Regions from separate parts of the Homo sapiens genome. Here region 1 is linked to region 2. The links are chromatin loops, found by intact Hi-C in ENCODE. Cell type or tissue: PC-3. All regions are shown on one strand. Each heading gives the region's core, and the rest is flanking DNA. Links, peaks and the distances in the headings are about the cores only.

The links. Hi-C counts contacts between places; a loop is a spot of excess contacts. Peaks named below come from ENCODE experiments on the same cell type or tissue, not always from the same donor. Only the 100,000 strongest peaks of a DNase experiment are listed, where the experiment ranks them.
Region 1: a loop joins it to region 2, with 16 times the contacts of the local background. A loop is called at or near these places in 5 of 110 quality-filtered maps.

The regions. Positions count from the first base shown.
Region 1 is chr9:13,682,301-13,698,474 of GRCh38, reverse strand. No RefSeq gene overlaps it. Among named protein-coding and RNA genes, the nearest start is that of LINC00583, 240 kb to the left of the region's middle. RefSeq lists enhancers at 266-882, 883-1,500, 9,409-9,949. In PC-3, for the core only: a CTCF peak has its summit at 9,273 (motif pointing right); a DNase peak (open chromatin) is centred at 7,674; H3K27ac peaks cover 2,763 bases.
Region 2 is chr9:13,342,280-13,358,453 of GRCh38, reverse strand. No RefSeq gene overlaps it. Among named protein-coding and RNA genes, the nearest start is that of MPDZ, 71 kb to the right of the region's middle. In PC-3, for the core only: a CTCF peak has its summit at 6,481 (motif pointing left); no DNase peak of the experiment used is centred there.

The DNA.
Region 1 (16,174 bases), core at 6,995-11,994, 340 kb before region 2:
TGCCATGCTCCTAACAGATCTTCAGAGGGAAAGCAACAAGAGTGGATAGAGGGAAGATATGGAAGCTGAGCTGAAGGGGGAAGAAGGTGGGAACCATACACAGGGCTACAGGTTACTGTGCAACCAAATTTTTTCCTGATTCCCAACCACTCCAGGGGAATGACTGAGTTGACCAGGCAAGGAGCAACCCACTAGTGCCACGGGCCTCTAGATCCCCAGCAGGAAGAGACCCCTCAACCACCATGGACACTTGAGTTGGCAGGGAAAGCAGATTAGACATGTGGTAGGAGCAGTAAACCAGCTGATGTGTAGCCCAGAGGGTTTGGTGTGGGACCATCTGTAGTGGAGCACAGCCAGGGAAGGCTGTCCCCTTAGGCTTGACTTGCTCCCATAAGTGACTTTAGCCCTAGGTGAACTGTTGGACCCTCTGCAGGGCAGTCTTGTCCATCAGATGGGGTTGGTCTGACCTGAGCACTACTTGGTCTGGTGGCCTCTCCTGGGGTTCCAGCCAGGCCACATGTGTTTGCAGGACAACCCCGGGTGCCACATCATAGCAACTGAATTGGTTGACTATGCCTGACCAGCACAGAGCTCCAGCAAGGTGGCCCCTGTGGCTACACACCAGCCTGCGTAATTCTTCCCTGCACTGCAGCTTCCCCCAGGCCCATGGCATCTCCCCACATCATTTTGCTAGCACATGGTCACATGGACAGGTTTTGCTTTCCTTGCCCTTCCAGCGTGCAGGAGTGCAGTTCATCTGTTCCCCTCCCCTGCACACCACCATTGCAGACGGAGCCTTGGCTGGGATACAGCCAGGCAGCCCCATCCCCACCAGCATCCTGCCCTTGTGCTCACACTGCCATGGGAGTGAATCTAGGCACAGAGAGTAGCAGATCCTCCCCAAACCTGAGCAACCACTCCTGCTTGCACAGCACAGAGAAGGCAACCAAATCTCTGCCCACCAGTGCTCCACCCCTTGGCAAACACTACCACCAGCACCACTGCACACACAGTTGCCAGCAAGTCTCCCTGCCCTCCCCCGAGCTGTGTTGCCTCCACCACTGTGGTGAATGCCCATAGGAAGGAAGGCAGCCTGGCACCCACTAGCACCTTGCTGCAACTGCCGCAGGCACATGCCAACAAAGATGGATCCTATAGTCATCGCACTACAAAATGCTTTGGCTGACATCAACCATCAGAGTGTAGTGACCAGCAGTCTGGAAACACCTCGGCCTCTATCAGCACAGTAAATTCCTAACCTAGAGGAGCCAGGAAATAATGTCAGGACCCAGTATAAGTCCTCTGCAGTTAGAGCACACAGTTCAGGAATTGGGAGCTGGGCATTGCCCCCCGCCTTAAAATCCTTCAGAAATGAAGCCAGTCAGCTGAATCCACCTTATTCCACAATCAAACCCTAAAGATCTTCAAATAGGAAAAAAGAAAAAAATATTCATCCAAAGGTCAGCAACCTCAAAGATTGAAGGTAGATAAGCCCACAAAGGTGGGAAAGAACCAGCACATGAACCCTGACAACTCAAAAATCCAGAATGCCTTATTTCCTCCAAACGACCACATCATTTCTTTAGCAAGGGTTCTGAACCAGGTTGAGATGGCTGAAATGACAGAAATAGAATTCAGAATATAGATAAAAATGAAGATCATTAAGCTACAGGAGTACATTGAAACCCAATCCAAGGTAGCTAAAAATGATGATAAAACAATGCAGTACCTGACAGAAAAATTTAGCAAGTATAGAAAAGAGCATAACTGGCCTGATAGAGCTGAAAAACACACTAATAGAATTTCATAATGCAATTAAAATTATTAATAGCAGAATAGACCAAGCAGAGAAAAGGATTTTGAGCTGGAAAACCAACTTTCTGAAATAAGTTAGGCAAGAATAGAAAAAAATGAATGAAAAGGAATGAACAAAACCTCTGAGAAATATGGGATTATATAAAGAGACCAATCTACAACTCACTGGTGTCCCTAAAAGAGACGAGGAAAATGGACTCAACTTGAGGGTATCATCCATGAGAAGTTCTCCAACCTAGCTAGAGAGGCCAACATTCAGAAAGTGCAGAGACCCCCCAGTAAGAAACTTCACAAGAAGATCATCGCCAAGACACATAATCATCAGATTCTCCAAGATCGAAATGAAAGAAAAAATGTTAAATGTAGCTAGAAAGAAAGGTCAGGTCACCTAAAAAGGGAAGCCTATCAGACTTAACAGTGGACCTCTCAGCAGAAATCCTACAAGCCAGAAAAGACTGGGGGCCAATATTCAACATTCTTAAAGAAAAGAAATTAGAATTCAGAATTTCATATCTGGAAAAACTAAACTTCATAAATGAAGAGGAAATAAGATCCTTTTTAGACAAGCAAATGCTGAGAGAATTTGTTACCACCAGACCTGCCTTATAAGGGCTCCAGAAGGAAGCACTAAACATGGAAAGGAAAGATCGTTACCAGTCACTACAAAAACACACTGAAGTACACAGAACAATGACACTTTACAACCACATAAACAAGTCTGCGAAATAATCATCTAACATCAAGATGATTGATAGGATCAAATCCACACATATCAATACTAACCTTGAATGTAAATGGGCTAACTGCCCCAATTAAAAGGCACAGATTGGCAAGCTGGATAAAGAACCAAGGCCCATTGGAATGCTGTCTCCAAGAGACCCATCTTATGTACAATGACACACCTAGGCTCAGAATCAAGAGGTGGAGAAAAATATAACAAGCAAATGGAAAACAGTAAAAAGCAGAGGTTGTAATCCTAGGTTCAATCAAAACAGATTTTTAAACCAACAAAGATTAAAAAAAAAGAGGGGCATTACATAATGGTAAAGGGTTCATTTCAACAAGATTTAACTACTCTAAATATATGTGCATACAACACAGGAGCACCCAGATTCATAAAGCAAGTTCTTGGAGACTTTCAAAGAATCTTAACTCCCACACAAAAATAGTGGGAAGACTTTAACACCCCATTGACGACTTCAGACAGATCATTGAGACAGAAAATTAAGATATTCAGGACCTGAACTCAACACTAGATCAAGTAGACCTGACAGACATCTACAGAACTACTGACCCAAGAATAGCAGAATGTACGTTCTTGTCATCACCTTATGGCACATATTCTAAAATTAATCACATAATCTGAAGTAAAACACTTCTCAGCAAATACAAAAGATCTGAAATCATAACAAAAAAATCTTTCAGACCACAGCGCAATTAAATTAGAAACTGAGACTAAGAAATTCACTCAAACCAATACAATTACATGGAAATGGAATAATCTGCTCCTCATTGACTTTTAGGGAAATAATGAAATTATAGCTGAAATCAAGAAGTTAGTTGAAACTAATGAGAACAAAGACAAAACATACCAGAATTTCTGGGACACAGCTAAGGCAGTGTTAAGAGGAAAATTTCTAGCACTAAATGCCCACATCAAAAAGTTAGAAAGATATCAAATTAATAACCTAACATCTCAATTAAAAGAACTACAGAACCAAGAGCAAACCAATCTCAAAACTACCAGAAGACAAGAAATAACCAAAATGAGAGCTGAACTGAAGGAAATTGAGACACAAAAATACCGCTCAAAAGATCAATGAATCCAGGAGCTTTTTTTTTTGGAAAAAAAATAAAATAAAATACATAGATTGCTAGCTGTTGTTTGGGAATAGATAGATAGATAGATAGATAGATAGATAGATAGATAGATAGATAGATTGCTAGCTAATAAAGAAGGAAAGAGAAGATCCAAATAAACACAATCAGAAATGACAAGGGGGATATTACCACTGACCCCACAGAAATACAAATAACCTAAGAGAATATTATGAATACCTCTACACACATGAACTAGAAAATCTAGAAGAAATGGGTAAGTTCCTGGGCACATACACCTGCCCAAGACTGAACCAGGAAGAAATTTAATCCCTGATCAGACCAATAACAAACTCTGAAATTGATTCAGTAATAAATAGCCTACCAACCAAAAAGTCCAGTACCAGCACCAGATGCATTTACAGCTGAACTCTACCAGATGTACAAAGGAGAGCCGGGACAATTTCTACTGAAACTATTCCAAAACATTAATGAGGAAGGACTCCTCCCTAACCCATTTTATGAGGCCAGCATCATCTTAATGCCAAAACCTAGCAGAGATATAACAACAACAACAAATCCCAATATCATTCATGAACATCAGTGAAAAAATCCTCCACAAAATGCTAGCAAACTGAATCCAGCAACACACCAAAAAGCTTATCCACTAAATCAGGTAAACTTTATCCCTGGGATTCAAGGTTGGTTCAACAAACATAAATCAATAAACATGATTCTTCACATAACCAGAACTGAAGACAAAAACCATATGATTATCTCAATATATGCAGAAAAAGCTTTCAATAAAATTCAACACCCCTTCATGTTAAAAACTCTCCATAAACTAGATATCGAGGAAACACACCTCAAAATAATAAGAGCCATCTAAGGGAAACCCACAGCCAACATCGTAATGAATGGGCAAAAGCTGGAGGCATTCCCCTTGAAAACCGGCACAAGGCAAGGATGCTTTCTCTCACCACTCCTATTCAACACAGTATTGGAAGTCCTGGCCAGGGCAATCAGGCAAGAGAAAGAAATAAAGGGCATCCAATTAAGAAGAGGGGAAGTCAAATTATCCCTGTTTCCAGAGGACATGATTCTATATCTAGAAAACCCCATAGTCTCAGTCCAAAAGCCCCTTAAGCTGATAAACAACTTCAGCAAAGTCTTAGGATACAAAATCAACGTATCACTGGCATTCCTATACACCAACAATAGTCAAGATGAGAGCCATATTAGGAATGCAATCCCATCCACAATTGCCCCCCACCCCCCTAAAAATAAAACACCTAGGAATACAGCTAACCAGGGAGGTGAAAGATTGCTACAATGAGAACTACAAAACATTGCTCAAAGAAATCAGCAATGACATAAACAAATGGAAAAACCTTCCATGATCATGGATAGGAAGAAACAATATTATTGGAATGATGATACTGCCCAAAGCAATTTATAGATTCAATGCTGTTCCTATCAAACTACCAATGACATTCTTTACAGAACTAAAAAAAAACTACTTTAAAATTCATAGGGATCCAAAAAAGAGCCTAAATAGCCAAGGCACTGCTAAGCAAAAAACAAAGCTGGAGGTATCATGTTACCTAACTTCAAACTATAATACAGAGCTACAGCAACCAAAACAGCATTGTACTGGTACAAAAACGGCACATAAATCAACGGCAATAGTCAGAATAGAGAGCCCAGAATTAAGGCCACATACCTACAACCACCTGGTCTTGAACAATGCTGAGAAAAACAAGCAATGGGGAAAAGACTCCCTATTCAATAAATGGCACCTGGATAACTAGCTAGCCATATGTGGAAGTTTGAAGCTGGACCCCTTCCTTATACCATATACAAAAATCAACTCAAAATGGATTAAAGGCTTAAATGTAAAACCCAAAACTATAAAAACCCTGGAAGACAACCTGGACAATACCATTCTAGACATAGTAATGGGCAAACGCTTCATGACAAAGATACCAAAAGCAATTGCAACAAAAGAAAAAAATGACAAATGGGATCTAATTTAATGAAAGAGCTTCTGCACAGCAAATAAAACTATCAACAGAGTGAATAGACAACCTACAGAATAGGAGAAAACTTTTGCAAACTATGCATCTGACAAGGTCTCATATCCAGTAATATATAAGGAACTTAAATAAATTTACAAGAAAAAAACAACTTTATTAAAAAGCAGGCAAAGGACATAGACACTTTTCAAAAGAATATATACATGTGACCAGTGATCATATGGAACATAGCTCAACATCACTGATCATTAGAGAAATGCAAATTGAAACCACAATGAGATAACCATCTCACACCAGTCAAAATGACTATTATTAAAAAGTAAAAAATAACAGATGCTGGTGAAGTTGTAGAGAAAAAGGAACACTTATACACTGTTGGTGAAAGTGTAAATTACTGCAACTATTGTGGAAAGCACTGTGGCAATTCCTCAGAAATACCATTTGACTTGGTAATCCTATTACTGGTCACATACCCACCCCAAAACAAATTATTATATTATAAAGACCCATGAATGTGTATGTTCATTGCAGCACTATTCACAATACCAAAGACATGGAATCAACCTAAATGCCTATCAATGGCAGACTGGATAAAGAACATATGGTACATATACACCATGGAATACTATGCAGCCATAAAAAGAACATTATGTTTTTTACAGAAACACTGATGAAGTTGGAGGCTATTATCCTTATGAAACTGATGCAGCAACAGAAAACCAAATACCATGGTGTTCTTACATATAAGTGGGGGCTAAATGATGAGAACACGTGGACACTTAGAGGGGAACAACACATACTGGGGCCTATTGGAGGGAGGAGGACGGGAGAAGGGAAAAGTTCAGGAAAAATAACTAATGGGTACTAGGCTTAATACCTCCATGACAAAATAATCTGTACAAAAAAAAAACCCATGACACAAGTCAAACAAACTTGCACATGTACCTGCACAAACTTATACATGTACCCCTGAACTTAAAAATTAAATTAAAAAAAGAAAGAATTGATAATATGGACTTCATTAAAATGGAAATTTCTGATCTGTGAAACTCAATGTCAGGAGCATGAGAAGACAAGCCACAGACTGGAAGGAAATATTTGCAAAAGACATTTCTGATAAAGGACTATTATCCAAAATACACAAAGAACTCTTAAAACTCAACAATAAGAAAGTAAGCAACCCAAATAAAAATGGGCAAAAGACCTGAAAAGCCACCTCACGGAAGAAGATATACAGATGGTAAGTAAGCATGTGAAAAGATGCTTAATATCATTTATTATTAGAGAATTGCAGATTAAAACATCAATGAGATACACACCCAATAGAATGGCCAAAATTCAAAACACTGACAACATCAAATGCTGGTGAAGATGTGGAGCAACAGGAATGTGCATTCATTGATGGTGGGAATGCAAAATGGTACAGCTACCTAGAAAGAGAGTTTGGCAGTATTTTACAGAACTAAACATGCTTTTACCACATGATGCAGCAATTTTGCTCCTTGATATTTATCCAAATCAATTAAAGATTTGTCCATACAAAAACCTGCACAAGATGATTATAACAGATTTATTCATAATTGTCAAAAGCTGGAAGCAACCAAGATGTCCTTTAGTATGTGAGTAGATCAATAAATGATGGTACATCTAGACAATGACATATTATGCACCAAAAAGATTGAGTTTTCAAGCCTTGAAAAGACATGGAGAAAACTTAAATGATTATTACTAAGTGAAAGAAACTAATCTGGAAAGACCATATACTGTATGATTCCAACTATATGAAATTTTGGAAAGAGCAAAACTTTGGAAACAGTAACAAGATCAGCAGTTGTCACAGGTTAGGAGGAAGGAAGAGATAAATAGGCAGAGCACAGCAGATTTTTAGGACAATGAAACTATCCGATATGCTACTAAAATGGTAGATACATGTCATTCTACAGTTGTCAAAAACCCACAGAATGAGCAATACCAACAGTGAATTCTAATATAAACCATGGACTTTGGGTGATGATGAGTCAATGTAGGCTCATCAATCATAACAAATGTATTATGATGGTGCTATGAGGAGAGTAACAGTAGGGGAAGTTGTGTGAGTGTGGAGACAGGGTAAATGCAAACCCTGTACTTTGTGCTCAATTTTGCTGTGAACCTAAAACTGCTCTACAAAATGAAATTTATTAATTAAAATGTTTAAATAATTTAGATGCTTCCTATTTCAAATTTTTAGCAGAATATTCATAATAGTAATCATATCTTCAGTGTCTATAAAATTTTATAATACACGTGCATACAATTATATGCATTATATATTATATAACATATATTTATAATATGATATATATGGGTTATATATTATGTTATCTATATCATATGTTCTATAATATATGGTATTTATAATATATATGAATATATTTTTTACATAATGCATATAAATAAGCTAATTGCATTTATGTAAAACTATCCTAAAACTTAGGCTTTAATACAGACTTCTAAATTCTAATTAAATGATAATAATTAAACGCATTTATAAAGAGTCATAACTTGGCAAGGTACTTTTTGTGCCCACACTACCCTAGGGCCCTTTGAGGTAGGATCATTTTCCATATCTATTTTTAAATGAGTAAACAAAGTCATAGGAAGGTGAGTAACGATCTCAGAGCTACTCAGAGTCTCATAAGTTCTGCTAAGTTTAGACCTAGACATCTGTGAGCTTGAAAACTGTGTAAGCCCAGTTGGCTAGCTGGCTAACTTTGCATGAGTCCCTTAGGCTCAGACCATGCCCTTCATGTGTGAGAATTGCTTTATGTTATCTCTAGGTGCCCTTCCAGTCCACTTATTTATGTGGCTAGTAGGATGGAAAAGGGCCAATTACAAAAGTAAGCGAAAGGGCTTTTTTTCATCATTTACCTTACGTGAGATGTGAAGTTTAGAGGGAGAACTGCCCTCTGGGTTGATTTATTACCAAAGTTCCTGGCTTCTTCATCCCCACCAACTCCCACACTGGGAGAGGTAGAGGAACATCACAATCTAAGGATGAATTGAGAGCAAATCACATTAAGGATGCAACTTGAAGAATTTCCTTCTGTCAGCAAAGATCCAAGACCTTGTAGAAATTACCCTAACATGAAAAGTTTCTTTCAAGAAGAGATTTCCTAAAGTTCTTCACAGCAAAGCTCCACTAGGCTAAAAGCCATGGCTCTTGTTTGTTCCTACAGGGTGTTTCAGTTACAAAGTTGTTCATGTCCTTAATGTTCTCAATTTGATTCTCAACACCAACCTGTAAGATGGAGAGGAAAAGGCTTGTAATTCCCGTTGTACAGTTGAAAAAAACCTGAAAAATTAGAGAAAAGCATTTTCCCAATGTCATTGTCATAGTAAGTGGTGGAGTTGTAGAGTTTTTGACTCTTAGTCTAATGCTCTTTTCATGGCACCAGAAGTATTTGGCTTACAGACTGTTTGAATAGCTGGAGAACTGCATAAACCAAGTGATGTCCATGGACACTATGACATGGCACTATATTTCAAAACTACCAATGGGAAGAGTAGGAATGGATGTTATTTCCAATCTGAGATAATAGGTCTGAAACTTCTGGAAGCCCCTAGGCCAGCAGGTGGAGCCTCTTGTCATGCTTTTTTCCAAAGGCAGGGAGAGATTTTTTTTTTCTTGTTTTTTCAAAAACAGAAAACAATATATACATTATTAGTCAACTAGATCAGGACAGAAGAAAGGTTTTTATGCCTTTACATTTGTTTAAACTTTCCTCAGGTGCTGAGAAGGAGGAAGCTCATGTTCATTGGCCTGGAGATTCAAGTACACACAGAGACACAGAGGCATTCCAAAAAGGAACGTGAGGGTTTTGTGCAAGGCATAGGACAGTGAATATGCTCGGTGAGGCATGCAAACACAGCAAAGGAATGAAGGAGCTGCACATGGAGTGGTATGCACTTCTAAACAGCTTTCAGCAGGCCTTGGATCCACAAACAGCAGGAGACAGCCTTTCTCTATAAGAAAGGACAGTTGGAGCCCGAATGTTACTCTGGTAAACAACAGCCTGAGCCATGTGAGGAAGTGATTCCCCTTTCATACAGGTTTGCATAACATCTTTCCTTTCCCCTGGAGACGCCAGAGAAGCAGCCCTGCTCTTTGGTTCTAGACATACACATTCCTTTGCCCTGTATGCCTTTAGTGCCATGAGTAGGTCATCTTTTCCACTCCCTTCCAAAATATTTTGTTTTCCATCTCTCCCTTCTTTTCCATGTTGCTTTGAGAAAGATCCAAAACTTCCTCCTTGGTTTCTTTAGCTGTTTTTTGTTGTTGTTTCAAACCACAGCCTAAATTTAAACCATGGCTCAGGAGAGGCAACTAACTGGTGGTTATGGGTGTGGCTTCATTGTGGCCTTAGAAACAATTACCTTCAGCCAGTCTTAACCTGTGTGCAGGTAAATATAGGATACCTCTAAGTTCTATCACAGAGGCATTGTCTAGAGAATTTAGGGAAGAGCTTTCTAACTTGGGTCCTTCTTGCTTTTCTAATTTTTCTTTTTTGTTTTGCACCCCACCCCCCCCAAAACTTGCTTTTCTAATTTATTTGGCCAAAGACAGTCAGAGGAATCTTCCTAAATATTAATAGCTTTTATCATAATACTATTCTGTCCAGAAGCCTGAAATACTTCAGCTCCCCTCTACCGTTTATCTCTAAGATGATGAATTAACTGCTTAGCCTGACCTATGGTACCTCCAATGTCTGGTCTCAACTTACCTTCTCAGTCTTCTTGCCCATTTTTTCATTATAAACCAGCCTGGATGACTTATTTTCTTTCATATTCTTTCTTCCACCTCTTGGTTGCACCTGTCCCTCTTTGAGTGACCTCTTCATTCCTGTTAGTTTATCTGATATCTTCCGATGTTTGTTCAAGGTCCAGCTGAATATCTCCTTTTCAATGAAGGCTTTCTCAATTTCTCTACATTGCATCTCTACTCCCCTGCTTTGAAACTAAGAGAATATCTATTTTACTCAAATAACACTTCATATTCTGGCCTGTGTCCTTTTAGTCCCTGTATAATTGCTTTTGTTGAACTGTGGTCTGCTATTATACCACTATCCCACATTAAAAAAAAAAAAAAAAACTTTATGAGAAACAACCCAGCAAAAAGCACTGTGAAATATATTGTATGGATGTTATTGGGGACATGATTTGATATATTTTACAGTGTCTTTTTCATGCAGGCCCGTGGGGAAAAATGTCTCTCAGTCCTCAAAACCAAGAATAGGTGGCCTTCTCCTGAGCTGCTATTTTGTTTTTATCTTGTGATCATCATGAGTCATGTCTCCCTCTTTTTTTTTTCTGAGACAGAGTCTCGCTCTGTAGCCCAGGCTGGAGGGCAGTGGCACGATCTCGGCTCACTGCAAGCTCCACCTCCCAGGTTCACGCCATTCTCCTGCCTCAGCCTCCCGAGTAGCTGGGACTACAGGCATCCACCACCATGCCCGGCTAATTTTTTGTATTTTTTTTAGTAGAGACGGGGTTTCACTGTGTTAGCCAGGATGGTCTCGATCTCCTGACCTTGTGATCCACCCACCTCGGCCTCCCAAAGTGCTGGGATTACAGGTGTGAGCCACCGCGCCCGGCATCTCCCTCTTTTCATAGACTCAGAGCCAGAATTGTAGCCCACCACAAGTAACAAGTGACACTTAATGTCATGTATTTGGCGGGGGTTGGGGGGGCGGTGCTTGGGTGCAGTAATAGCATTAACTTTGGCTTATTTTTATTTCCTGTCTTTATTTTTCTTTCCTCCAGTTTTCTCCCTTATTTATTTTACAATCTGGTAATTGTGCATATCTTTGTAAAAAGGTTCAAATCATTTTTGGAATTGTATGAGGATATATATACATGTAAAACAAATAATTCCTTGCCTTACTTTTTAATCTTAAAATGTACAGAAATCTTAAATATGTAGATTGAATTTTTACATATGTAGATACCTGTGTAAGCACCACCTAGATCAAGACATAGAACATTCCAGAGTGCCAGAAAGTACCAGTTCCTTTCATTATTAACTTATCTTTTCATGTGACTCTGTGTATCTTGGCTCCACAGCTATTCTGAATATTGTTTGAGGATAAGACTGTAGCTATTTGTACCCTGCAGAGAGCCTAATAGGGTTTCTGGAGCATAGTAGGTAATCAGGATGTAGTTATTGACTGAAGGAAAGGACTTGTTCCAAAAAAAGGAGATATGGTTTGGCTGTATTCCCACTCAAATCTCATCTTGAATTCACACGTATTGTGGGAGGGACCTGATGGGAGGTAATTGAATCATGGGAGCAGTTCTTTTTCATGCTGTTCTCATGACAGTAAGTATCACAAGATCTGATGGTTATTATAAGGGGGCGTTTTCCTGCACAAGCTCTTTTTGGTTGCTGCCATCCATGTAAGATGTGACTTGCTCCTCCTTGCCTTCTGCCATGATTGTGAGGCTTCCCCAGCCACATGGAACTGTAACTCCAATTAAACCTTTTTCTTTTGTAAATTGCCCAGTCTTGGGTATGTCTTTATCATCAGTGTGAAAATGGACTAATACAGAAGGAGATGGCTAAGTCCCAGTGCTGACCCAGAGCACTTTGTGCAGCCCTCAGGTAGAGATCAAAAGCTGTCTGTCCTGTTTGTCCCTGGTGCTCTAGTCTCTGGTACAGGGCCTGGCACTTTGTATATATGTTCTTTATGGACTTAAATATATATCTGCTTAACTGAAGAAGCCTTTTCATATCTACTACTGTCTCAGTTGGATGGTGTGTGAGTAGTTTTTCTAATTCTGGAAACTGGGCTGGAAAAACTTGCCATGCTATCACTGAGCATATTTCCTTGAAGGATATGTCTCTGCTGCTCCCTATTCTGCCTTCTAAATAAATGGAAAGAACAGGGGACCCCAATGAGTACCTGCCAACTGGGGTTAGTAATCTCTGCCACAGTGGCATGCCCTCCCCCGACCCAAGGATGGTTTAACCTTCTGTTGAAGAATAAATATGGGAAAAGCATGTGTACCAGGAAATGGGCGCTCAGTAGGCAGCCCAAGGCACCACCAGCTCATTATTTACTAACTTTAATGCCTTGGCAAAAAGAAATCTGTAGACAGAGATGAGAAGACTCTTTGTCTCTTTGTGCCTAAAGACTGCTTACTCCTGGACACTGAGAGAATAGTCTTGATTGAGAATTTATTTTGGGGTGAATGTTTCCACATCAAGTGAGTGAGAAAAACAAAAACAAAAACAAAAGAAGCACATATTATTAGCAATAATGGAAATAAACAAAGCAAATTTTACAAGAATGATTTTAATTTATTTTAGTTTTCACTCTCTGGGCCATCTGGGAAAACTCTCGTCCCAGAGAAAAACTGAGTGACAAGAAGGGTGGGGAAAGTCATTGGAATGGAAAACTAGGCCAAGGGGAAGAAAAGAAATCATGGAAGTAGAAGACTAGTGGATGTGGCAACTTCAATGACAAGTGTTGGACTCAAGTCTATTGCTCACTTCTGCCTGGGAATTCATCAAATTTCTTGAGGCCTCAGTCTCCTTACTTGTAGATTAAAGGATTGTACAATAATCTGTTTGGTCTATTTTCACTTTGAAACAGAAAAATCTCTGATTCTATGTTGTTTACAGTAGTGCCCCCCCATACCCACAGGGGATTAATTCCAAGACCCCCAGCAGATGCCTGAAACCATGGATAGTATTGAACTATGTTTTTTCCTATACAGTCACACTGTATAGGGTGGGAAGCACACAGAGTGTGGATATACTGGACAAAAGGATGATGCACATCCCTGATGGGACAGAGCAGAACAGCATGAGACTTCATCATGCCACTCAGAGCAGCATACAATTTAAAACTTATCAATTGTTTATTTCTGGGATTTTCCATTTAACATTTTTGGACTGCAGTTGACTGTGGGTAACTGACACCACTGAAAGTGAAACCAGAGATAAGGGGGACTACTGTGCTTTTTTCCCCGAGGATTCAAGACCACGTGATTAACAAATATTGTGGTTTATTTTCACCAATTTCTTTTTCCCTAAGATAAAATGACTCTCCTTTATCTGTGGAAAGTGACAAAGGAAGGAAGTACTGTTTAATAGGTAATCCTGCAATTCCTATAGCTGATAGAATAACAATAGGTTTGTCCCTAATTTGATGAGTTTAGGGTTGCTTTTTTCTAAAGGCAGAAATTTTGTTGATGGGGACTTAAAGCAGAGGAGACCCTTTTATAGCAAGCTTCTTGAAAGGAGGCAAAGAAGATAGAATTTATATGTTTTAGCCTTGATGAAATATAACTCAATCTTTGCAAAACGAATTGTATATATTCATTGGAAAAAACAATAATTAGCTCAGGCTGGAGGTCAAGAAGTCTAGCTCCAATTCATAGCTCGTCAAATAGCATGGTTAACTTTTTTTTAGCTCAATATATCCTGGATTACTAGCTTTCTGTTACTAATCTGCCATTAAAAAATAAGAATGTAAACAGGGAAAGGTAATTGTACCAACTTTGGATATTGGAGTATTTTGAAGTTTTTTTTTAAATATGTATTTACAAATAATATTCTCCTTCTTTCAGGAAGCTTCTAAACATCAAGTTAATCTTTTTACTACTCCATTCAAATTTTATTCCTAGGAATTCAGTGTCTTGTAAGTTTTAATTCTGTGAGTGCTGCACTTGGGGAAGACAGAATGAAGAAAGGCCTCTATACCTACTGATGCCTGATATGGGCCAGGAATTGAGTTAGACCTTTCATATACATTTCATTCATTTTACTCCCAAAACATGTCTGGGAGATACATATTATTCTCATGTATTCAACAAATACATATTGAACATCCATGTGTGTCAAGAACGATGCAAGGTGCTGTGGACTGAATGTATGTCCCCACCCCCAAATTCATATGTTGAAACCTGATTCCTAATGTGATGGTGTTTGGAGGTGGGACCTTTGGGAAGTGATTAAGTCATGAGGGTGGAGCACTCGTGAATGGGATTAGTGTCCTTATAAAAGAGGCCCCAAAAACTGCCCCATCCCTTCTGCCATGTGACGACACAGAAAACAGAAAGCCATCTATCAACCAGGAAGTGGGCCCTCACCAGACACTGAACCTGCGATGTCTTGATCTTGGATTTCCCCAGCCTCTAGAGCTGTAAGCAATAATTTTCTGTTGTTTATAAGCCAGCCAGTTGTGGAAATGACTAGTGTGATATTTTGTTATAGCAGCCTGAACAAGCTAAAACAAAGACAACAGGTACATAGCAGTGAACAATAAAGTCCCTGCCTTCACGGATGCTAAAAGCATAGTAGGGAAGATAATCTATAAGCAAGTAAATCAACAAAATAAATACACTGCTATAAATTGTTATACCTCCTGCAAAGAAAATATGAAAGAGTACCGTGACAGAGGGCAATAGTGGGAGATGATCTAGGATCAGTGATCAGAGGCCTCTTGAAAAGGTAAGAGCTGAAAGATGAGAAGTGGCCAGCCATGTGACCAGCTACAAACATGTGTTCCTGTAGAAAAAAAACATGCAAAGGCCACAGGGTGGGAAAGAGCACACTTTAAGTCACTCAAAGAATACCTGTGTAGTAAGAACACACTAAGTGAGAAGGAGTAGGGTGGTGCTAGACAGGGAACACAGGCTCAGAAAAGGCAAATATTCCATATTCACCCAGCTAGGAAACAGGCCAGCCAAGAATGGAAGGCAGCCTGCCTGGTTCCACCACTCCATCTCTCCTGCCATCCTGCCACGGTAGATAGACACTCATATATAGAAACTAGTTTAAACGATTTGTTTTTTCCTGCTTTTTCACAATTTTAAACTTTAAAAGGCTAATCCAGGTTTTTGCAAATTGCTCTAGCTTTTTGAAGGTATAGCCATGGGTTGGACACAGTCAACTAACAAGTTACTTCTAGAAGTCTTAAGTCTTGTTTGCCCGCTTCCTAGATGACTTGGTTTTTGATGCCTCAGTGTGTGCCACTATTGTAAGAATGAATCTAGAAGGAGTCTGCTTTTGTAGCCAGTAAGGTGAGGGGGTGTCTCAGAAAAGCCTAGGGAGCACTTGTGATGTGTAGAGAGAAGGAAACCTTGTTCAGGCTTCTGTATATAAGAAAAATGGCTAGTGTGGCTTCTCTGTTCTGGTCACTAGATTCCCAATGGCAGTGGAAGGTGGATAATTTTTACTTGACTTCACCAGGCATGGTAATGTTTTTGGATCTTATAAAATGGTAGAGTTACTTAAAAATGACTGGTCTCACTCTCTAGAACAATCTCTATACTCTTTATTAAGTAATTAAACATAAACTCATATGACTAGAGAATGATTCTGTTATTAACCCCAGGCCCTCATTACTTGAGAACTAGTATAAGGTTTCACCACAAATGACAAAGGGACATGCTCCTTTCTGGGTCCTGCTTCCCTTGTGTTGTAATCTGTGGTCCTACGCAACCAGGAGCAGGGGGTT
Region 2 (16,174 bases), core at 3,677-8,676:
TTACTTTCCTGACTTGATGTTTCAGAGTTAATTTATCCAGAGAAAAAGCTGGCCTGACTCTTCTTTGTGAGCCTTGGCAAGTGTTTAGTCTGTTGGTGGTATGGCTGTAGGCCCAAGTCTCATCTAGTGAATGTAGTCAGTGACTACATGTTTTTGGTATGCAGGCCTGTTTATGTATACCAGAAAAAGAACTTCAACATAAAGGAAAAAGCCTTTAAGGTATTTGAGCCTTACAACTACTGTTAAGTGTGAGGTGGGCTACCTCCTTACTACCACACAAGGTTCTCTAATTTTGTTAATAAAAGCCAGATTCCCATTCAATAGCTATGTTGTGGCAATGATGAGTAAGAGAGCAGATGTGCAGAAATTCAAAAACGAATAATAGTATTTAGCCTTCGGTACCAGTGTCAGATATTTGCTATTAAAAGATAATGAAAAGTGGCTGAAATCTTTTCTAATTTGTTAATCCTGTGTGGCTTGGGTAAACAGTATTCCTTAGAGATCGGTTAGCACTAACATTCCACCTTTCTGGAATTAAATCAGAAGTTCAGATGCAGACAGTATCTTCAAAAAATTAAACACCTTTAAAAACTAAAAAAAAAAAAGTTTAAATATCCAGATGTTTGGCCATCTGATGCCAAACATCTGCATATTCATTCTACATTGACTCAACTAGCTGTTAATGAAACATTTGAAAAATTATGTATAGGTAAACAAACTCAGAGAATATCAGGCCTGGAAGGGGGCCTAGAGATCATCTAGTTTCAACATTTTAGAGCTAACAGTGGAGTGAAGATAGCAAGGTCCAGTGGTGGAAAAAAGAGAAAAGGAGTAGGGGAATGTTTAGGGCCCCAAGAAGTAATGTAATTTCTATTTAATTTTGTTCATTTTAACTGTGTTGGTTGTAAGATAGATATAGTTATGACATTTTTAATTTCTAATAATCAATCGGCTAAGTCTTTGGGGTGTGACAAGAAAGAAAAAGGCACTAAGTTCTCAGAGTCATCAGTTTGCCTCAAAAAAGAAAAAAATGAAGACTTTTCTTATTTACCACCAAAGCTCTCCCAATTTCCAAAGACAAATGTTCATCACCATAGCATATATATGAAAGCGATTTAGAGTGCCTATCAATGGAAAATGTATTAGCTAAGTTCCCTGGACTTGAAATTAATAGGAGAGCTTTAAGATTAATGGGACTAGAAATATCATTGCTTTCCCTTGGCATGAAGTTTGTGGCATCTTTATTTTGTTAAAATACAGTGTATTGCTATGAATCTACTGTCTTTTCCCTTCTAATGATTTTGTGAATTCCTAAGACCATGAAAACAACAAAACCAAAAATCAAGGAATTATTCTTGTCCTCTGTGCCACACAAATCAAATCATATCTAATCCTGTTTACTTAAATACCCTTAGAGACTAAGTAATGTAAAGCTTATGGAAATCATATATGGTGATGTTCCTTAAAATTCCAAAACAGAATCAATTAGTCCAGGGAAATACAGACTGTCTACAAACACTGTCAGGGTCAGGTGCAGTGGCTCACGCCTGTAATCCCAGCACTCTGGGAGGCCGAGGCGGGTGGATCACCTGAGGTCAGGAGTTCAAGACCAACCTGGCCAACATGGCAAAACTCTGTTTCTAATAAAAGTACAAAAATTAGCTGGATGTGGTGGTGGGTTCCTGTAATCCCAGCTACTTGGGAGGCTGCGGCAGGAGAATCCCTTGAACCCAGGAGGCAGAGGTTGCAGTGAGCCAAGATTGCACCATTGCACTCCACCTTGGTGACAAGAGCAAAATTTCATCTCAAAAAATAACAATAAAATAATAAAAATAACACTGCCAGCTTCAATGCTATTCTTTTACTATTACAGGCTTAATAATTAAGTTTTTATACAATCAGCCATCAGGTATTTATTGAGAATAAATATAGGTATAACCATAAGTCTAAGAATGCAGAGATCTCTTTGAAAGATGTCAGAGAAAACATATTGTTTTCTCCCTTTCTCTGACATTACAGTCGAGATAGAGGAACTAGAGTCAGATAAAAATGATTAGAGAGCAATAAAATAAACTTATAATTAAGTTTTTAATTGTACATTTTGAACTTCAGAAACTTTAGATTTTGAAGTGAATTAAAATACTTTTGGAGAATTTTTAGATTCAAAGTTAATGTGTGTCTCTCAACATATAGTGCTTAATCTACATACAATATGGAGAATGATAAAATAGCCATCTAGGTTTGACTCCTGACACTCTACTTGCATCAATGTAATCTTACAAAATGACAAGTCTCAATTAAAAATGATAAAGTTCACTGTGGCGGTTATCCTTAAGAAAGTAAGAGGAAAAGAATTACCATTTGTTTAGCATTGAAAGTTGCCAGGCATTTCCCATAACTTTTCTCATTTGTTTCTCATAATGGCCTTATGAAAAGATAACTGAGATCCAGAGAAATACAGTAATTTTCTCAAGATTACATATCTCATAAGTGGAAGAACAAAATTTAAAATCAAATCTGTCTAATTCCAGATCTAGTACTCTATTACAGCTAATAGTTAATTTTCATGGAGCAGGTTGTAGACACACGAGTATATAAAAATATAACCATCATATAGTGAAATGAAATTGTGATGAGATGAATGCAAGCTTCATTTTGCCAGTGATTTAGTGGATAATTGTGTCTCAGTCACTTTAATAGACTGGACTCTGCTTCTCATTTATAAAAGCAACTAAACAGAAAATTGACATTTGTCATTTGGAAAATGCATGGCTTCCAAATCAAATGATTGCTTGTATTTCTTGTAATGACTTAACCCAGCCATATGTTAAAGGGATAAACATCAAGCCAAAATTCAAATTTAAAATAATATATTTCTCCTATATCCATTTGATAACTAAGTCTAAATAACAAATTTGTACTTTATGCTACCATCCATTTTGGACAGTACTACATCTGTGAAGTTAGAGAAGTGGGAACATATTACTTCAGAAGAAATCCCCAAATTTGCACATGTAATACTCTTTTACTTACTGTTTTAGAATTTAATGTCAGGTTTTTTTTAAGTCCTTGTTTTAAAAAGTTTTATCTTTTAAAAAGAAGTCTATGTACGCTGGGTTGAAAAGATTTCAGTGAATTTATAAAATAAAAAGAAGAATAAAAACTGATCATATAAAATTATTAAGACTTGAAAAATATATGTCCTTATTTGGAATCCATCATTCAATTGTGCAGTGTGTCAATGGGGCAGTAAATATTGAATGAGGATTCAATTTTAAGAGCACTTACCTACCCCATCATTGTTACTACTCATTCAATTACTAAAGTAAATATTTTACTTCTATGTTCACAATATGTTTCCATTTCCAAATCTATCCAAGTGCTCTATAAATGAAGACTAATATCGTGTCTCAGCTTTAGCACTTTTTGCCAAAATACTCTGAGTCCAAAATCAAATAACAAAACCATAATGCTGAAAGAGACCTCAATGAGTCATTCTTCCTTGGTTGAACTCTGTCTAGTCATTCTCCTCCACCCAAACCAACCTTCATCTCCTCTATTCAGCTGCTTCTCCCCATCCACCAGCAAGACATATTCTGAACCTAGAAAGGTAACTCCTTTCTGGTTCAATAATATTCTTTGTTTTTATAATTCAAAGATGCTGGCCCGGTGAGGTGGCTCACACCAGCACTTTGAGAGGCCAAGGCAGCTGGATTACTTGAGGTCAGGAGTTCAAGACCAGCTTGGCCAACATGGTGAAACCCCATCTCTACCAAAAAATACAAACATCAGCCAGACATGGTGGCACGCGCCTGTAGTCCCAGCTACTCGGGAGGCTGAGGTGGGAGAGTTGCTTGAACTCAGGAGGCAGATGTTGCAGTGAGCTGAGATCATGCCACAGCACTCCAGCCTGGGCAACAAGCAAGAGGCTGTCAAAACAAAACAAAACAAAAATCAGAAAACAAAGATGCTTTGAATTCCCATCACATTCATTATTTATTTTTGTTCATTGGCCTCATCATAATTTAAGATATCTATGTCTATTCTGGAACACCAACAAGGGATTATTATTTCTCACCTTAAAGAGCTTCTTTGCTAGTTGAACAGACTCTCTTGCTTCAAATCAAAAAGTTCCTAAGACCATGTCTTTCAAATTAGCTAGAAAAATATAATTACTGTATGAGTGTCACCACCCCAGAAGACCAACAAACTCAATTCTTAGAATAATGTTATACAGAATAAAAATGTAAGTATTGTGGTGGGATCTCAGTGTTGTTTATTTTTCCTTCTGATACCTTTATTGTAAACTAGAGGTGTTAGGATATGGTTAGTTATGTGAATTTTAAGTATAATATAGGTCTTTCCTGAAATTCTGTTCTATTTATTTTGGTTGTATCCTACTTTATACTCCTCCTCACTTTGTCCTCCAAAGTCCTAGAGCCTAAAAGAATATATAATACAAAGCAATATGGGAGTAAAAGGAAGTGAGAAAGATGAAAACAAACCATGGTTTCTTAGTAATGAGATTATTATAAAAATGTAAACCATAAAAACCATTACTTGCTGTAGGACCATAGTTTGGGTTCTGTGCTTTCTTAAGAGCCAAAGTTTGGGGATGTGGGGGAAGAGAGAAATCTGGTTATTAAACATGTCAGTGTGTATAAAACTAAATAAAAATAATTATAAAGAGCTCAGGAGAAGCAAGCCAGTATTGATGTGAAGACTGAAGGCTGAAGCGCCATGAAACATAATAATTACTCTTAACAACATCCTTACTTTCAACACATCAAATTCCTAAAAAAGTATTTCCAATGTTGGCCGTCAATAAAAGCCAAAGAGATTCCAACAAAACGAATTAAAGTAAAAAGAGTAGTATGAGTTGCCACAATTATATGATTGAAGTATATTAATTTATGAAGCCCAATTTAGTACATGTGTAAGTTTTAGGATATCTGGAAGATTGGACTTGGCAATGACTGTGCAGCAAACTTTACATATGAGTGCTACTCTAAACACTACAAATACAATGATCTGTGTGTCATGCAGTTGGTTGACATGCATTTTTGTCTATCAGTTTTACCTCCATTGTAAGATCTATAATGTAGGTTTAAATTGTAGGCTTCTTAGAGAGCAGTGTCTATATGTTATAATTAGCACACCATATTGTTATATGTTAAGAAGGTACACATATTTGATATTGCTAAGTATTTTCCAATGATGTAGATTTTTAGTGCATAATATTATGTCTTTCAGAGAAACCCTGTTCAAATTATGCTAGCCCAGGAATCTAACAGGTCGAAAATATTCTCATAGATGGGTCTACATAGAGAGGCAAATGCCAAGGGCTCATAAAATTCCTGTTGGCATACATAGAAAAGAAAGCAATATGGTGTTCCTAAAATACTTTAGATGTTACAGGGACATGTTAAAACACAGAGTGTCTAGAAATGTCTATCCTGGTAAAATCAATGGAGTTAAGCCAGGGCAAAGAACACTTACGGCCTGCAGATACGTAATTTATGCTGTTTCTGATTTGAAAACTGGAGTAGATTTTTAATTTATGATTGAAAATATTGAGTTCACCTTTGAACAGCTAGGTAAATTAGATTGCCCTCAAGTCACCCTTGAAAAGCACCACAACCACCACTATCAGTTTCAATTTGTAAAATGGAACAAATGAAAGAGTCGCTAGGGGCACTTTCACACACCTAGCCCTTCAATTATGCATAAATAAGAAACACCAACACCTCCAACAGGCAAATCAATTTTAAAGCGCAAGGGTTTCTATTGAGAATACTCTGTTCAAAAGTTCAACTCAGCAATGCCAGCAAGATTGCACAAATGAATCAACTCTAAAACCACAGTAGAAAGGGAACCAAGATCACTATTTTTTAATGGCCAATATTTCTCTATGTTAGATGCTAGGATGCCACTAAATTGTGTTTCTCTAAAAAAGCTTGGTGAATTTAACTTCCTGACACTAGATACTACATGTTTAAAAGGCCAGAGAAACTCAAAAGAGGATAACTAATGTAATTCCAGTTAAAGTTCTTAATTTCCTTCCCTTCTCTAACAAAACTTACAAGAATGTTACATATAAGGAAAAAATGTCAGTTTCACAAAGATTTAGAAGGTAGCAATTGAGTCTATGAATTCTCATTAAATTAGTCCTATAAATCAGATTCTATGGAATAACTCTGAAAAGCAACCTTATCTTATCCAGGAAAACCCACTGTATATATTTAAAACCTCATAAGAGACTATTACTTATGCTGTATATTGTATTAAGTAAGCCCATTTAAAGCATACACTATAGCTTCCTTAAGCCAATGTTTTTACAAGTTCATGACCATGATAAAATATATTGCTTTTCAGAATAAATATCCTTTATGCCTATCATAACTATATTATACCAGTTAAATTACACCAACATTTATGGGACAAATTTCCCTAGAAACAGACCGTGTTTAATGCCTGCAGTGACACCTACTGGTAATGAAGTACACCTAATTCTTAAAGATATTTGAAAATAATAGTATCCTCGGTTCATATTTTCATTCTCAGCTCCTTAATTCACTAGCCATGGCAAATTCTTTCTTTTCATCAGCTAACTTATTTCAGTAGCTTTTTGGTAACATAAATATACATACGAGTAACATTTTCTTTTAGAGAATAAGGATTTGTCATGAAGTCGTTTTTGTTATATTTGCTGAGTATGATGAAGAAATGTAATTTTTGTTGATAACAGATTTTCACAAATCATTTAACTTACGCTTATGCAAAACCAGATGTCTCTTCTTCTCCAAGATGCCTATGAGAGATGGTATTTCTAACTAATTGGGGAGAAAATAAAGGGGAAAGAAGCCTTTTGCATGAATTGCAGATCTATGGGATGGTCACTCCTACTGTCACCTGAGGGCCTCCTGGATATGTTCTGTATACTCCCTGTTCATAATGTGGTCTTTTCTCAGCATACTTGCTCATGTTGCAAACTCCTTTTGTTAATGCTCAAGACTGCCCTACTCAAATATGACCCAAGTCCCTTCTCTCTGACCTTATTTAAAGCCAGCTAGACGTGGCACATCTCTCCATTTCATGTCTTCCCCAAATACATGAGTCAGTCACGTCCTTCTCTCCCTCATTCCTCTGTACAAAGTCATATAAATTATTAAAAATCCTAAGAAGTATTTCCCGCCCATTCTACAACCAGGGCTTTCCCTGCCTTTGAATTCTCATTATTTTTTCGTTTATATTACACCACTAAAAAAACTCTTTACATACTCTTCTTTTGTTACTACTACTAATTACTATAATAGAGCCCATTTATAGATCACCCATAAAATGCTGGGAATGTGCTAGGCTGGATGTAAGGACTTTGATTCTTATAATGACCCTTCAAGTTAGCTACTACCATCTCTATTTCTCAGATAAAGAATCTGAGCTGGGCGCGGTGAGCTCACGCCTGTAATCCCAGCATTTTGGGAGGCTGAGGTGGGCAAATCACGAGGTCAGGAGGTCGAGACCATCCTAGCTAACACAGTGAAACCTCATCTCTACTAAAAATACAAAAATTAGCCAGCTGTGGTGGCATGTGCCTGTAGTCCCAGCTACTCAGGAGGCTGAGGCAGGAGAATGGCGTGAACCCAGGATGCAGAGCTTGCAGTGAGCCAAGATCATGCCACTGCACTCCAGCCTGGGCAACAGAGTGAGACTCCGTCTCAAAAAAAAAAAAAAAAAAAAAAAGAATCTGAGAAATGGAGAATTCAGATGCTTTGTTCAAGATAATAGACCTTGACAAAGGATTCTAAACCAAATCTGTCTTGGGTCCCAATCATCCTCTCCTTCCATTATCACACAAAATGGAAGTGTGTTATTAATAAGTTCTTTCCAGCCAAGTTCTGGCCCTGAGGCTGTTGGGAACATTTCAGCCTCTGTAGGTTGCTCCCATTCCTGCCCGTGAACAGTGACATCTTTATAGCAAGTCAGTGTTTCCTCTACTCGTCAGCAGAGTTTCAGAAATATTCTTTTGCTTTTGTCTAAATATTAAAGTTCCTGGGGGGTGAGGCATCCAGGGTAATTTTATGGGCAGTATCATAGAGCAGCTTCTGGATACCATGTCTTTGTGGCTGCTTGCTGCTGATGCAGTGGTTCGCCAAGGAAGCCTTTTTAAAAACTGCCAGTCTGGCCGGGCACAGTGGCTCACGCCTGTAATCGTAGCACTTTGGGAGGCCAAGGCAGGCAGATCACTTGAGGTCAGGAGTTTGAGATCAGCCTGATCAACATGGTGAAACCCTGTCTCTACTAAAAATACAAAAATTAGCCAGGCGTGGTGGCATGCGCCTGTAATCCTAACTACTCGGGAGGCTGAGGCAGGTGAATCACTTGAACCCGGGAGGCAGAGGTTGCAGTGAACCGAGATCGTGCCACTGCACTCCAGCCAGGGGGACAAGAGCAAAACTCTATCTCAAAAAAATAATAAATAAATAAATAAAAACTGCCAATTTGTACAATACTATGAAAGTGAATTTATGTTATTATACATTTGTCCAAACCCATAGAATATACGTCACCAAGAGTGAATCCTCATATAAACTATGGACCTCAAGTGATAATGGTATGTCAATGTAGGTTTATTGATCATAACAAATGTACCATGGGTGCAGGATGTTGATAGAGGGGAAAGCTGCATGTGTGGGGGGGACAGGGGCTATACGGGAATGCTCTGTTTTTTCCATTCAATCTGGCTATGAACCTAAAACCACTCTAAAAAAAAAAGTTTATTTATTTTTTAAAAACTGCCAATGCCTAGGCCCCATCCCAAATTCAGAATCTCTGGGGAACAGACCTTTATATTGGTATGTGTCTAAAATTCCCCAGGTGACACTTAGGTGAAGTTAGGATTGAAAATGACTGGGTTAGTGTCTTCTGTGTATATTGAGTGCCTCTGGCCCTCAGGATGCCTGGTGAGAGAAGGGGGCATGGTTTGTAGCTAAGTCAGCCAGCTGAGTTTGCCCTATCTGCAAACACTCTGGAGATATCTCCATGGTGATTTATTGGCTCCAGTTTCCTTTGAACGATAATAATTATAATATATATCTTATATTATAATAATACAATAAATCCATGTTCCTGATAAGAGACCACATGTGCAACTAACACAGCATACAACCACCCATCTAATTTCTGACTCTTTATCCCAGAACCTCCAACATCTGATTTTTTTTCTGTGCCCACTGAGAGATTAGAATTCCCAACAGTTCCACCATGGGTTTGATTTCTGTCCTTTGATTTGTCCCTGAACTCGTATAGCTCTGTTCTCCTCTTGTCATTACCTTTCATCAAGTTTACATCCAGAGGTGCTTTTTGAGATCATGTACTTCCTCCAGTGTTAGTTACCTGCCCAGTGGCAGCCCTGGCATGCTGCTGCTTCTACTGTTAACCTAGTAAATGTTAAATCCAGCTTTACCATTCACGAAAACTTTTACAGATTCCAGTACCAAAGGCATCATACGATCTCTAAGTGCATTGCCATTCATATATACCTGGCTCCTGGGCATAAGGTGAGCATATTCAGTCCCACTTCATTTTACTAGAATGCAGTCTTTGAGGGCAGACAAAATACCTTATTCATCCCTACCACCTACACCTAGCACAATGTGGTTTATCTATTCATAATTTATCTACTCATAAATGAATAGTGTTTATTTACAAATTAATCATGTAATCTTTCACTTACATAACTGCTGTTATTAAAATATGCATTTGGACTATTTTTTCCATTTGTGGCAATGAGAGTTTCTACAAACCTATTCAAGTGCTTCACTGGAACACTCTTAACCAAAGTCAAATTGTGGAAGAGTTACATAAACTAGTAGATTTGAAGTCATTATTTACCTCATTCTCAGCTTTCAAAAGTTGTCTATGGGTCATAATATGCCATTTTATTAAGTCCTTCATTTAATTTTAAAATATAAGTCATCATTTCCCAATCAGAAAAAGAGGTCCTCCTCCTCCTCCACCGCCACTTCTTCTTCCTCTTCCTCCTCCTCCTCCTGTTCTTCTCCTTCTCCTTCTCCTCCTCCTTGTTCTTCTCTTTTATTTATTCATCTTCTTTTTCAGAAAGGGTTTTTCTCTGGCTGGAGTGCAGTGGCCCAATCATAGCTCACTGCAGCCTCAAATTCCTGAGTTCAAGCAATCATCTCACCTCAGCCCCTGAGTAGCTGGGACTACAAATGTGCACCACCACACCCAGATAATTGTTTTTTATTTTTTGTAGAGACAGGGTATCACTATGTTGCCCAGGATATTCTCAAACTCCTGGCCTCACATGAGCCTCCAGCCTTGGCCTCCCACAATGCTGGGATTATAGGTATGAGCCACCATGCCCAGAACTTTTTTAAGGCAGAACATGGGACCTGCTTTTAAGTTCCATCTTAGCCACTACTTAAGTCTCCAACCACCTCCAAGTCACTTAATGACGAAACTACTTAAAGGGCGTATTATATTTTATAATGTATTTTTGCAATATATATGTATTTTTTATAATAAGATGTGTGAATTATGGGGCACATAATAATGATAATCACTATAGTTATTGTTACTATTGACATTCTCTTTACTTATCAATAAAAATGTTCAATGATGATTTATAATTTAAATATGAAATCTGTCCTCAATCTACCTTATATTTGGAAAAGTTTGCAATTTGATAGACTAGCCAATAGTCTTAGAATACAGTTTTTCTTTCCCAGGAATTCATTATCTAGAAGCAAATTGGCCACCATAGCTTAGAAAATATTTTGATTTTGTCAGGAAAGCTTTAATAAAGGAAACTATATATGTTCATCATCTATGCCACTCAAGTAATACCCAAATATTCTACAGATGTTTTATGAGGAATGGACAATCTTAGTTCAACTCAACCACCAGGTCCCTATAGTTTACGCCAACATCCTAGTTCTAAGAAAGCCTTGTAATATGTGCTTCAGCTGTCAAGAAAAAACATCAGATCAGTTCTACTTCATATAGAACAGTCAGACTTTGGATCAGATACTGGCATATTTAATCTGCCCAAGTTTGTTTTGATGTCCTCTAAGTAGAAGATTAATATTTTGGAATAGGAATGATACAGCCAGACAGACCAGATGTTTATTTCTGTCTGCCTTTGGCTGCGATTGTTTAAATACAACCTAAAGAAAGGTCTAATGAATACTTACTGTGGTGATGAAAGTTCCTGCAGTGCTTCCAGGGTTGCATTATTTGATTTGCATTTCAGCCTGATGTCAGGACGCTGGTGGGGGTCTGTTATAATAGATTTTCTAATACATTTTCTACGTGCCTAATTTGGTATACATTTAAATGTATATATGTACACACGTAAATGTTTGTGCTTGTTATTTAAGGTATTCCAAGTAAGGTTTAAAGCATTGAAACCATCTGATTTGCATTTTTCAACAAGAACCAACATTTGTATTTATTTATGGAAACACTTTTGGCATAAGACTTTCTACTAAATTATAATAAAAACTTTCCGTATCACCCTGGGGAATCTGGCAATCAGCCTACCTCCTACCCAGATCAGTCTTCCCCACCTACTCCTGCCTTCTCCCATCCATTATATGCTTAACTTAAATCTGTGGTCTTGCCTGGAGCTGGTGATGAGGAGAAATAGAAAGTTAAATAAGGCAGTATGTAGTAACATGGCTGTGATTCCCTTGATCTCTGAGGTCCCCTAGGAATCCATAGATTGACCATCTAATATTTAGGCAGCTCTATTTTCTTTTTCTGTAAAATGGACACAAATATATTTTGCATTTTTAAAGTGTAATAACACCCAAGAAACTAATTGAATATAAATATTCCTACGGCCTAAGGCTAGGAGAGTCACATTCCTGTCAATTTTTAAAATGTCTTGTCTACAGCCAATCTATCTTTCCAGTCTAAACTGAAAAAATTACTGGCCCTCCCAAAGAAATACAATTTTAAAATTGTATCATTAATTACTACCACAATAAGATAATAATAATATACATATTGAGTGCTTATTATATTCAAGACAATACAATGATTTAGATGTATACATTCTTTACATCCATGATTTCATTTAATTGGCAGTATTCTAATAGTTAAGTATTATTATGATGCCTGTATCATAGGAGGTAAATCTGAAAATCTTAGAGGTTAAAATGACTTGTCTAACATCACAACAGTTAAAAAATGGCAACAGAGGGACTCTAATCCAGGAGTATCTTATTTAACTTTTATTTATTTTATTGTATCTATTAGTTTTATTAATTAAATAAATGAATTTCCCTAAGTCTATATTCTTAGCTACTATCCAGCCTCAAATGGCATTAATAAATAATCAAAACAAATATGTTTATATTTTTCCAATGGGCTGAGAATTTATTGTGCCCCAGTGATCATAAGTGCTTTAATATCTCAGTTAATCTTGACGTCCCTGTAAGTTGGGCACTATTAACTGCATATAGGGTCTTTCTCTGCTCAAATTGACATGTGTTTTGGGTTTTTATTGGAACACATTTTCCTGCTTAACTACCTCCTTCTATTCAAGAAATTGACAAGATTGGGACCTCCAGAGGAGAAGGGAACTGGAGAGCTAAAAGAATGATAGAGAAATTTACCAAAGAACCTTTTGTACATTTTGAATTTTGAAACAGATGTGCAAAATCACAAAATTAAAGTTCTAAAATAATAGAGAAAATACATGAAAAAGATAATTATTTACTATAAAATAAAAATATTATAGGGGCAGTAAAATACAAAGTGAACAATATTATGGGAGAAGTTGGGTAGAAAAAAGTATCTGGTCATTACTGCAATTAAATCATAACTAATTTTTTAAATGTAAAATGTATTGTTTAGAAACTATAAATCTCATCCACAAATCAGATATATGTCAAAGTGGAAATTAAAAACTATATAGGAGGAGTGCTTTACTTCCAACTATGTGGTCAGTTTTGGAATAGGTGTGGTGTGGTGCTGAGAAGAATGTATATTCTGTTCATTTGGGGTGGAGAGTTCTGTAGATGTCTATTAGGTCCGCTTGTTGCAGAGCTGAGTTCAATTCCTGGATTTGCTTGTTAACTTTCTGTCTCATTGATCTGTCTAATGTTGACAGTGGGGTGTTAAAGTCTCCCATTATTATTGTGTGGGAGTCTAAGTCTCTTTCTAGGTCTCCAAGGACTTGCTTTATGAATCTGGGTGCTGCTGTATTGGGTGCATTTATATTTAGGATAGTTAGCTCTTCTTGTTGAATTGATCCCTTTACCATTATGTAATGGCCTTCTTTGTCTCTTTTGATCTTTGTTGGTTTAAAATCTGTTTTATCAGAGACTAGGACTATAACCCCTGCCTTTTTTTGTTTTCCATTTGCTTGGTATATCTTCCTCCATCCCTTTATTTTGAGCCTATGTGTGTCTCTGCATGTGAGATGGGTCTCCTGAATACAGCACACTGATGGGTCTTGACTCTTTATCCAATTTGCCAGTCTGTGTCTTTTAATTGGAACATTTAGCCCATTTACATTTAAGGTTAATATTGTTATGTGTGAATTTGATCCTGTCATTATGATGTTAGCTGGTTATTTTGCTCATTAGTTGATGCAGTTTCTTCCTAGCCTCGATGGTCTTTACAATTTGGCATGTGTTTGCAGTGGCTGGTTCCTTTCCATGTTTAGTGCTTCCTTCAGGAGCTCTTTTAGGGCAGGCCTGGTGGTGACAAAATCTCTCAGCATTTGCTTGTCTGTAAAGGATTTTATTTCTCTTTCACTTATGAAGCTTAGTTTGGCTGGATATGAAATTCTGGGTTGAAAATTCTTTTCTTGAAGAATGTTGAATATTGGCCCCCACTCTCTTCTGGCTTGTAGAGTTTCTGTCGAGAAATCCACTGTTAGTCTGATGGGCTTCGCTTTGTGGGTAACCCGACCATTCTTTCTGGCTGCCCTTAACATTTTTCCCTTCATTTGAACTTCGGTGAATCTGACAATTATCTGTTTTGGAGTTGCTCTTCTCGAGGAGCATCTTTGTGGCGATCTCTGTATTTCCTGAATTTGAATGTTGGCTTACCTTGCTAGATTGGGGAAGTTCTCCTGGATAATATCCTGCAGAGTGTTTTCCAACTTGGTTCCATTCTCCCTGTCACTTTCAGGTACACCAGTCAGATGTAGATTTGGTCTTTTCACATAGTCCCATATTTCTTGGAGGCTTTGTTCGTTTCTTTTTATTCTTTTTTCTCTAAACTTCTCTTCTCCCTTCATTTCATTCATTTGATCTTCCATCACTGATAGCCTTTCTTCCAGTTGATCGAATCAGCTACTGAAGCTTGTGCATTTGTCACGTAGTTCTCGTACCTTGGTTTTCAGCTTCGTCACGTGTTTTAAGGACTTCTCTGCATTGGTTATTCTAGTTATCCATTCGTCTAATTTTTTTTTAAAGGTTTTTAACTTCTTTGCCATGGGTTCGAACTTCCTCCTTTAGCTCAGAGTAGTTTGATCATCTGAAGCCTTCTTCTCTCAACTCGTCAACGTCATTCTTCATCCAGCTTTGTTCTGTTGCTGGTGAGGAGCTGCGTTCCTTTGGAGGAGGAGAGGTGCTCTGATTTTTAGAGTTTCCAGTTTTTCTGCTCTGTTTTTTTCCCCATCTTTGTGGTTTTATCTACCTTTGGTCTTTGATGATGGTGACGTACAGCTGGGGTTTTGGTGTGGATGTCCTTTCTGTTTGTTAGTTTTCCTTCTAACAGTCAGAACCCTCAGCTGCATGTCTGTTGGAGTTTGCCGGAGGTCCACTCCAGACCCTGTTTGACTGGGTGTCAGCAGCGGAGGCTGCAGAACAGCGGATATTGGTGAACAGCAAATGTTGCTGTCTGATCGTTCCTCCGGAAATTTTGTCTCAGAGGAGTACCCGGCCTCATCAAATGTAAAAGAACACAAATTATAACAAACTGTCTCTCAGACCACAGTGCAATCAAACTAGAAGTCAGGATTAAGAAACTCACTCAAAACCGCTCAACTACATGGAAACTGAACAACCTGTTCCTGAATGACTACTGGGTACATAACGAAATGAAGGCAGAAATAAAGATGTTCTTTGAAACCAATGAGAACAAAGACACAACATACCAGAATCTCTGGGACACATTCAAAGCAGTGTGTAGAGGGAAATTTATAGCACTAAATGCCCACAAGAGAAAGCAGGAAAGATCTAATATTGACACCCTAACATCACAATTAAAAGAACTAGAGAAGCAAGAGCAAACACATTCAAAAGCTAGCAGAAGGCAAGAAATAACTAAGATCAGAGCAGAACTCAAGGACATAGAGACACAAAAATCCCTTCAAAAAATCAATGAATCCAGGAGCTGTTTTTTAAAAAAGATCAACAAAATTGATAGACTGGTAGCAAGACTAATAAAGAAGAAAAGACAGAAGAATCAAATAGACACAATAAAAAATGATAAAGGGGATATCACCAACGATCCCACAGAAATACAAACTACCATCAGAAAATACTATAAACACCTCTATGCAATAAACTAGAAAATCTGGAAGAAATGGATAAATTCCTCGACACATACACCCTCCCAAGACTAAACCAGGAAGAAGTTGAATCACTGAATAGACCAATAACAGGCTCTGAAATTGAGGCAATAATTAATAGCTTACCAACCAAAAAAAGTCCAGGACCAGATGGATTCACAGCTGAATTCTACCAGAGGTACAAAGAGGAGCTGGTACCATTCCTTCTGAAACTATTCCAATCAATAGAAAAAGAGGGAATCCACCCTAACTCATTTTATGAGGCCAGCATCATCCTGATACCAAAGCCTGGCAGAGACACAACAAAAAAAGAGAATTTTAGACCAATATCCCTGATGAACATTGATGCAAAAATCCTCAATAAAATACTGGCAAACCAAATCCAGTAGCAAATCAAAAAGCTTGGCTTCACCCCTGGGATGCAAGGCTGGTTCAACATACGCAAATCAATAAATGTAATCCAGCATATAAACAGAACCAATGACAAAAACCATATGATTATCTCAATAGATGCAGAAAAGGCCTTTGACAAAATTCAACAACGCTTCATGCTAAAAACTCCCAATAAATTAGGTATTGATGGGACGTATCTCAAAATAATAAGAGCTATCTATGACA